Linked DNA regions of Homo sapiens: region 1 is linked to region 2. Evidence: chromatin loops called from intact Hi-C (ENCODE). Cell type or tissue: mammary epithelial cell. All regions are shown on one strand. Links, peaks and the distances in the headings refer to the core of each region. The heading gives the core; the rest is flanking DNA.

Evidence for each region. Peaks named below come from ENCODE experiments on the same cell type or tissue, not always from the same donor. Only the 100,000 strongest peaks of a DNase experiment are listed, where the experiment ranks them.
Region 1: it touches region 2 in a loop (10-fold over the local background); 3 of 110 quality-filtered maps call a loop at or near these places.

The regions. Positions count from the first base shown.
Region 1 is chrX:14,712,759-14,715,258 of GRCh38, forward strand. The region is part of intron 8 of GLRA2 (glycine receptor alpha 2); the gene reads left to right. It also overlaps a transcript of FANCB not described here. Among named protein-coding and RNA genes, the nearest start is that of FANCB, 160 kb to the right of the region's middle. In mammary epithelial cell, for the core only: a CTCF peak has its summit at 1,554 (motif pointing left); no DNase peak of the experiment used is centred there.
Region 2 is chrX:14,961,637-14,966,960 of GRCh38, forward strand. No RefSeq gene overlaps it. Among named protein-coding and RNA genes, the nearest start is that of MOSPD2, 91 kb to the left of the region's middle. In mammary epithelial cell, for the core only: a CTCF peak has its summit at 3,029; DNase peaks (open chromatin) are centred at 2,405 and 3,065; H3K27ac peaks cover 1,504 bases.

The DNA.
Region 1 (2,500 bases), core at 1-2,500, 250 kb before region 2:
TCACAGAAAAATCTGAGAAGTCACCAGGTCTAGGCACCAAAGTAAGATCATAAAGTGGGAGTCCACAGAAAGGTCTAGCCACCGTGTCTAACAAAGCAGCCTCTTCTGACCCCAATGATTCCCAAAAGTAATAGCCTCTGCTTCCTTTCTGCTTTCCAGATCTTCCAAGTTTCTCTTACTGAAAAATCCTAACCTGCAACCAATCCAGAAGAGAATTCTGGGAAATATAGTTCTTCCCAGCCTTAGGCAGATGCCTAAGGAGTGGTGGTGCCAGATAAACAACAGATAATCCCATACAATAACCACTTTGGCACCAAGTGTGTGGATATATATAGAGAGAGAAGTTGAAGCACGATAAAGATCTAGAGAATTTGGCAGTCAGAATCATCCAAGTTAGTAAACAAGCAAATGCTTGATGTGATTTGTCACTGATGCTGTTATTATTGTTTTGAGTTTAGTAGTGGGTTCATCCCCTAATCACCTGACCCCTCCAGTCTCAACATTCACCTTGCACCCTGAACAGATGGCAAATGATATTAATAATCAAACAGCTCATACTCCAGATGGAAGATGTTCACCTTCATGCTTCTTAGAATTTTGTGTGTCTTTTGAGCACTCTAGCTAGAGCAGAATTGACAGAAACTGCTGTGAAAGAATTTCCATATGCAAGGCATTGCTTCTCTTATGAGGAATTGAAATATCACAGCCATATTATCCATTTCTAAACTACTCTCTAAGGCTACAGATGACATTAAATAAAAACATTTCTGCTTGATAGATTTTGAACAGAAAGCCAAACAACTATTTTTAAACAATTACTTCTAGTCCATTTAAAATGTGGTGCTGTAGGTGAGGTATGATCCAAAGAAGAGTGAAAAATATATTTCACTATAGAAAATTCTATTCAAAATATACATTGAAAAGACAAAGACTTCAGAGTTTGCATGGCCCACAAAGCCTAAAATGTTGACTATCTAGCCCTTTACAGAAAATGTTTGCTGACTCCTGGGCTAGAGGGAGAACAGCAGGAGTTAAGGTCTGAGAGGTAAAGGGGATGTTACAAGGACTTATGAGGAGAACCACTGGAGAGTTTTGAGCTGAAGATGACCTGATTTGACTGGAAATTTAACAGAATCCATTTATTTGCTATGTTGAAAATAGACACTATTGTTGGGAGGACAGGTCTAGAAGCCAGCAGACCATGTAGATGACTACTGCAATAATTCTGGTGGGAATTATCCTGATGAGCCACCAAGGGGTGGCTCAGACCAGCATGTAGTGTTGGAGATGGCAAGAAGTTATTAGGTTCTGGTTTGAAGCTTGAACTGATTCTATTTCCTGGTTTGAAGCTTGAACTGATTCTATTTCCTGATACTAGATATATTGCATAGCCCCACATAGGTGTAGGGGAGGCTAGAATATTCAGACTTTCCACGTACACATTTATGACCAGCCAAAACAGGGGTTCTCAAGTAGGGTTGATTTACTCATCCAGGAGACACTTGGCAATGTCTTGAGACATTTTTGGTGTCACAGTTCAGGGGCGGGGTGCTACTGGCATCTAGTGGGTAAAGGCCATGTAGGCTGCTAAACATCCTGAAATGCAAAGCTCAGTTCCCAAGAACAAATAATTATCTAGCCCCAAGTATCAATATTCCTGCAGGTAAGCAACCTTGAACTAAAGAAAGATCCACCATTATGAGAAGAAATAAAGAATGGGTTTTGGTGGTAACTAGGAGTTGTATAGCCCAACTCAACTCCCTATGCCGCCACCCCAGCCATTTACAGGCTGTGGCAACATCAGTTCCAAGATTTCTGCTCATACCACAACTGAGTTCTGTTTGTTCTCCCCTGCCCATACATTTTCCCCACTACTGGGGGTGAAGTCTGTCATGAATAAGAGGCCCTACTGGCATTTTTAAATGCATGAGGCTTGTAAAAATAACATGTGTGATCAAGGCAATGAAGGTGATGTTGTATAATGATAGCTAAATAGTACAAAGCACCACAGTGCAGGTATTAATTTGTTTTAAGAGATTTATGAAGAGAATATTCCATTAATTAGAATTTTAAGACTTAAAAACGGATGTTTGGTAATTACTATAGATTTACAGGGATTTTGCTTTCCTTGCTAAACCCAAATGAATAGAATATGAGTTCAAATACCCTAATGTTATACAAATACTCCTTAGTCTTTTGCTATGGGTGTTAACTGATAAGATCGAAATTTATTTGGTAAAATATTTGAATATATCTAATATGTATTGACTTTTAACTAGCTTTATTATTTTGAATTGTAAACACATACATAAATGAAAAAAAGTCTTTATATTCTAAAATTTTTGTCTATTCCATTTGTTTTCCTTGCAAATAAGTATGCACTTTCTTTTAAGATTCTTAACAGGGTGAATCTAATTTTCACACTATGTGGCTGCTCACGAGCTTAATACTTGGCCAAAAAAATGGACGGTGTTTCAAAAATAGAAAACCTCAGTTATTG
Region 2 (5,324 bases), core at 1,635-4,134:
ACCCTATCTAAAATCACATTATTTATTTTAACCTGATTACAGTCTGTTTTCTCCACAAGAATATATGGTGGGGCCTTGTTGATCTTGTTTACCTCTGTATCCCAAGCATCTCTCAGGGTATGGCACATAGTACATGTTCAATAAATATTTGCTGAATACTAAATAGATGTGAATAGTGAAATATATATATATACACACACACACATATATATACATATATATACATATACACACACACACACACACATATATATATACATATATATACATATACTAGACAGCATGTGCTATTATTTAACAATTTCAACCCATTTTCTTCCTCCACACACAGGGACCACAGGAAGTTTGTCTAACAATTTAAGAGGTCCAGTGTTATAATATGTGAATAAGATGGTGTTAATATTAGAACACAGCTAATTTTTTTTTTTTTTTTTTGAGACGGAGTTTCACTCTTTTTGCCCAGGCTGGAGTGCAATGGTATGATCTCGGCTCTCTGCAACCTCCGTCTCCCAGCTTCAAGCGATTCTCCTGCCTCAGCCTCCCTAGTAGCTGGGATTACAGCCATGCACCACCATGCCTGGCTAATTTTGTATTTTTTTAGTAGAGATAGGGTTTCTCCATGATGGCCAGGCTGGTCTTGAACTCCCGACCTCAGGTGATCTGCCCACCTCAGCCTCCCAAAGTGCTGGGATTACAGGCGTAAGTCACCACGCCCAGCCAAAACACAGCTAATTTTTAAGCAATGGCTCTATTACCGTTTTTTTTTTTTTTTTTTTTTGTGAGACAAGGTTTCATTCCTGTCACCCAGGCTGGAGTGCAGTGGCGGGCTTTCAACTCAATACAACCTCTGCCTCCCAGGCTCAAGAAATCCTCCTGCATCAGCCTCCCAAGTAATGGGGACTACAGGCATGCGCCACTCCCCCAGCTAATTTTTGTATTTTTAGTAGAGACGGCCGGTCGGGGGCGGGGGGGATGTTTCGCCATGTTGCCCAGGCTGGTCTCCGACTCCTCCCCTCCAGTGATCTGCCTGCCTCAGCTTCCCAAAGTGTTGAGATTACAGGCATGAGCCACCGCGCCCAGCTCTATTAGCTTTTAATCATGATCAAGTCTCTTTCGTATGGAAAAAAATAAAAAATTCCTTTAATTCCATTTCTATCTCACGTTCACTCCTAGAAACTGCCCCCTTTTCCGTTTCCTTTAAACTAAACTTTGTGTCTGAACTTCTTTCATCATTTACTCATTTCCCAGCACCACTTTTGCCAAAACAACTCTCAATAATGCCATCAGGAACTCCATCCCACAGAAACTTTTCTGCTTCTATCCCTTCCCTGTGGAATACAAAAGAAGCGCCACTATATGGAAGCCTAGACTAACGGTGCCCAATTTCGACTCATTGTGCACTGATCTAAGTAGAAAATAAAGGGAAATTTGAGTACCCACCTACTGTTATATGTTCGGTTATGTATTTATTTTTAAATTATATGCTTATAGTATAGTTTAATATAGTATGTACATTACAAATAAAAGCAAATTTGCAAATTAATATGAAAAAGGTGAAGAAAAATAGATACTAAATGTCTTGCTAATTAGGATGCTTCATATTTTAATTCACTAATATCTTAAACATGATAGATGCTTAACAAGTTCCATTCTTAATCATACTGTATGAAAACCCTTATTTCAGGTAATCTTGATGATTTTAAATTTTTCTTAGCTGATTTTTCATCAGCTTTGATTGATTTTCATTACTCATGTGACTGATGTAAATCTTATTTTCTCTCTGATGCTTGCATTATTAGTATTATCTTATTAATATTATTGTTTACTGGTATCTTTCAAAGCCACTTATACATTTCAGAGATTTAAGTCAGTTACCACTAGATAATACAATCTGTAGACAGACATTTGCAGAGGCCATCTGTCACCATACACTGATAGCAAAAAAATGAAACTAGAGGCACCACTGACCATTCCTCCTCATTGTGGGATTCCAGTACTCTCTCCAGATGTCTCATGGACAGGACAGATGGAAGGAATGAGGGGGCCAGTGTAAGCCCTTATGTGACGTACTAGAAAATCCTGTTTCCCTTCCCTTTTTTTTTTAGAGAACAATAATCTTAAATAGAAGTTTGAATTTTCCCCCTGAACTATGATCTTGAGAAGTGTGTACTCTAATTTGCAAACCTGTAGTCTAAACCAGGGGTAGGCAAACTTTGTAAAGGGCCAGAAAATAACCATTTTCAGCTTTGTGAACCATGCTCTCTTTGTTGCAACTACTCAGCTCTGCTGCTGTAGGGCAGAAACAGCCATAGCCAATACATGAATAAACAAGCACTGTGGTATAATAAGAAATAGATTTGGTCTCTGTCTCCAGTTCCTGCCACAGAGCTCATAAAATCCTTGGAATTTCCTGAGTAATAGGAGTGTCTTTTGTGAGTCATAAAGAGCCCCTTTTAATCAGACCTGAGTTTACTCTAATGAGGTGACTTAGGGTGGGGTCCCTAGATATCCTCAAGATGGGGCTGGTTGGTCACCAGAAAAACCAACTGATTGGAAATTTTACCCCAGCCACAGACTTCTGGGAAGGTGAGGAGGGAGCTGGAGATTAAGCTCTATAAAAACTCTTGAAAAAAGAGATTTGATGAATGTCAGGATTGGTGAACACATCAGGGTACTGGGAGGTTGGTGTACCCAGAGAGGGCACAGAAGCTCCATGTGCCCCCTTACCCCATAACTTGCCCTGTGCATCTCTTCCATCTGGCTCTTCCTGATTTGTATCCTTTATACTAAACTGGTAAACATTAAGTGAAGTGCTTTTTTTTGAGTTCTTTGAGCCACCCTTGCAAATTATCAAACCTGAGGAGTGGGCCGTGGGAATCCTCAATTTATAGCTGGTCGTCCAGAAGTGTGGATGGCTGGACTTGTGACTGGCATTTGAGGTGGGCATAGTCTTATGGGACTGAGCCCTTAACTTGTGGGATTTGACACTAACTCCAGGTAGTGTCAGAATTGAGTTGAATTGTAGGACATCTAGCTGGTGTCCAGAGAATTGCAGAATTATTTGGTGTGGGAAAAAATCCACATATTTGGGGTCAGAAGGGTTGTGTGAGTGTAGAGAAACAGTGTTTTCCCACAAGCATAGCTGTTGTTCCAACATTGCTTTATTTACAAAAGTGGGTGGCAACCAATGTGGCCAATAGCTGTAGTTTGCCCATCTCTTGGTAAGAACAGCAAAAACCCAGATTCTCACAGGGGGAATTTGACACAGAAGAGCCTTGCTCCCAATAATGAAAGAAATAGTACAAGATGACAAATGCTTTTAGGTTCAGAGAATTCTAAATGTTGCTAAGGGTTAGGAAAGCAGGTGCAGGCTTCCAGCTCATTAAATCAAAGCTTTGGAAAGTAAACCACCAGGTCTCAAGATTAGAAAGATTTTCATGGTGTGCATTAGGTTGAACTAGAAGAAAGTGCTGATATTTGACCATTATTGACAAGCAAAAATGGCAACTTCATATGACTGAACTTATTTGCAGAAATAATACTAACGGTTAGGTTTAATTGAGTGCTTACTATATTTTTGACACTGGACCAATATTTTGCATGCATTCTTTTACTTATTTCTTATATCAAATCTGTAAGGTCACTACTATTATTTGCACTTTCCCAATAAGGAAATCAATAGCTGTTTACATACCCTGCCCAGAATCTCACAGCTAGAAAATGCTGGAATAGAAAATACTGTAACTGAACTTAGGCTTATTGAATCAAAAGTCCTTCCTCTTAGCCATCAAAAGTTTTCATGTTTAAAAACAATTTTTTTTTTGTAGAGATGGGTGTCTTGCTATGTTGCCCAGGCTGGTCTTGAACTCCTGACCTCCAGCAATCCTCCCACCTTGGGCTCCCAAAGTGCTGGTGAGCCACTGCTCACAGACATGAGCCACTGCACCTGGCCTGAAAGTAATCACTTTGGAAAAGTGAGGTTATGAGTGAAGAAGAAAAAGGGCACAGTATTATTTTGATGCACTATTATACAAATGAGCCAAATATGACCTCTGTATAATATGACCTCTGTATAATGGCCCCTATGTTGACCTCTGTATAATATGACCTTTGTATAATGGCCCCAAATATGACCTCTGTATAATGGCCCCTATGTTGCTTACTTCTTCACAGAGTGCTGAGAGGCTACAAGTGCCAAACTCAAATTCTTATGCATCCAGTTATTTTAAGTATAGCTCTCCACAAGCATATTTTATAGCATATTTTATATCAACTTATATATCTCCATGGTTTTATTTTTATATTTGTATGCAGGAGAATAACTTTATTACAATGATTATTTGCTTTTTTAAAGTTTTTTTAAAATTATACGTTAAGTTCTGGGATACACGTGCAGAACATGCAGGTTTGTTACATAGGTATACACGTGCCATGGTGGTTTGCTGCACCCATCAACCCATCATCTACATTAGGTATTTCTCCTAATGCTATCCCTCCCCTCGCCCCCCACCCCGACAGGTTCCAGTGTGTGCTGTTCCCCTCCCTGTGTCCATGTGTTCTCGTTGTTCAACTCCTACTTATGAGTGAGAACATGCAGTGTTTGGTTTTCTGTTCCTGTGTTACTTTGCTGAGAATGACGGTTTCCAGCTTCATCCATTTCCCTGAAAAGGACATGAACTCATCCTTTTTGTGGCTGCACAGTATTCCATGGTGTATATGTACCGCATTTTCTTTATCCAGTCTATCATTGGTGGACATATGGGTTGGTTCCAAGTCTTTGCTATTGTGAACAGTGCTGCAATAAACATACATGTTCATATGTCTTTATAGTAGAATGATTTATAATCCTTTGGGTATATACCAGTAATGGGATTGCTGGATCAAATGGTATTTCTGGTTCTAGATCCTTGAGGAATCGCCACACTGTCTTCCACAATGGTTGAACTAATTTACACTCCCACCAACAGTGTAAAAGCATTCCTATTTCTCCACATCCTCTCTAGCATCTGTTGTTTCCTGACTTTTTAGTGATCGCCATTCTAACTGGCATGAGATGGTAACTCATTGTGGTTTTGATTTGCATTTCTCTAATGACCAGTGATGATGAGATTTTTTTTTCATATTTTTGTTGGCTGCATAAATGTCTTTTTTTTTTTTTTTTTTTTTTGAGACAGAGTCTCGCACTGTCGCCCAGGCTGGAGCTCAGTGGCATGATCTTGGCTCACTGCAAACTCCACCTCCCAGGTTCAAGTGATTCTCCTTGCCTCAGCCTCCCAAGTAGCTGGGATTACAGGTGCCTGCCACCATGCCCGGATTTTTTTTTT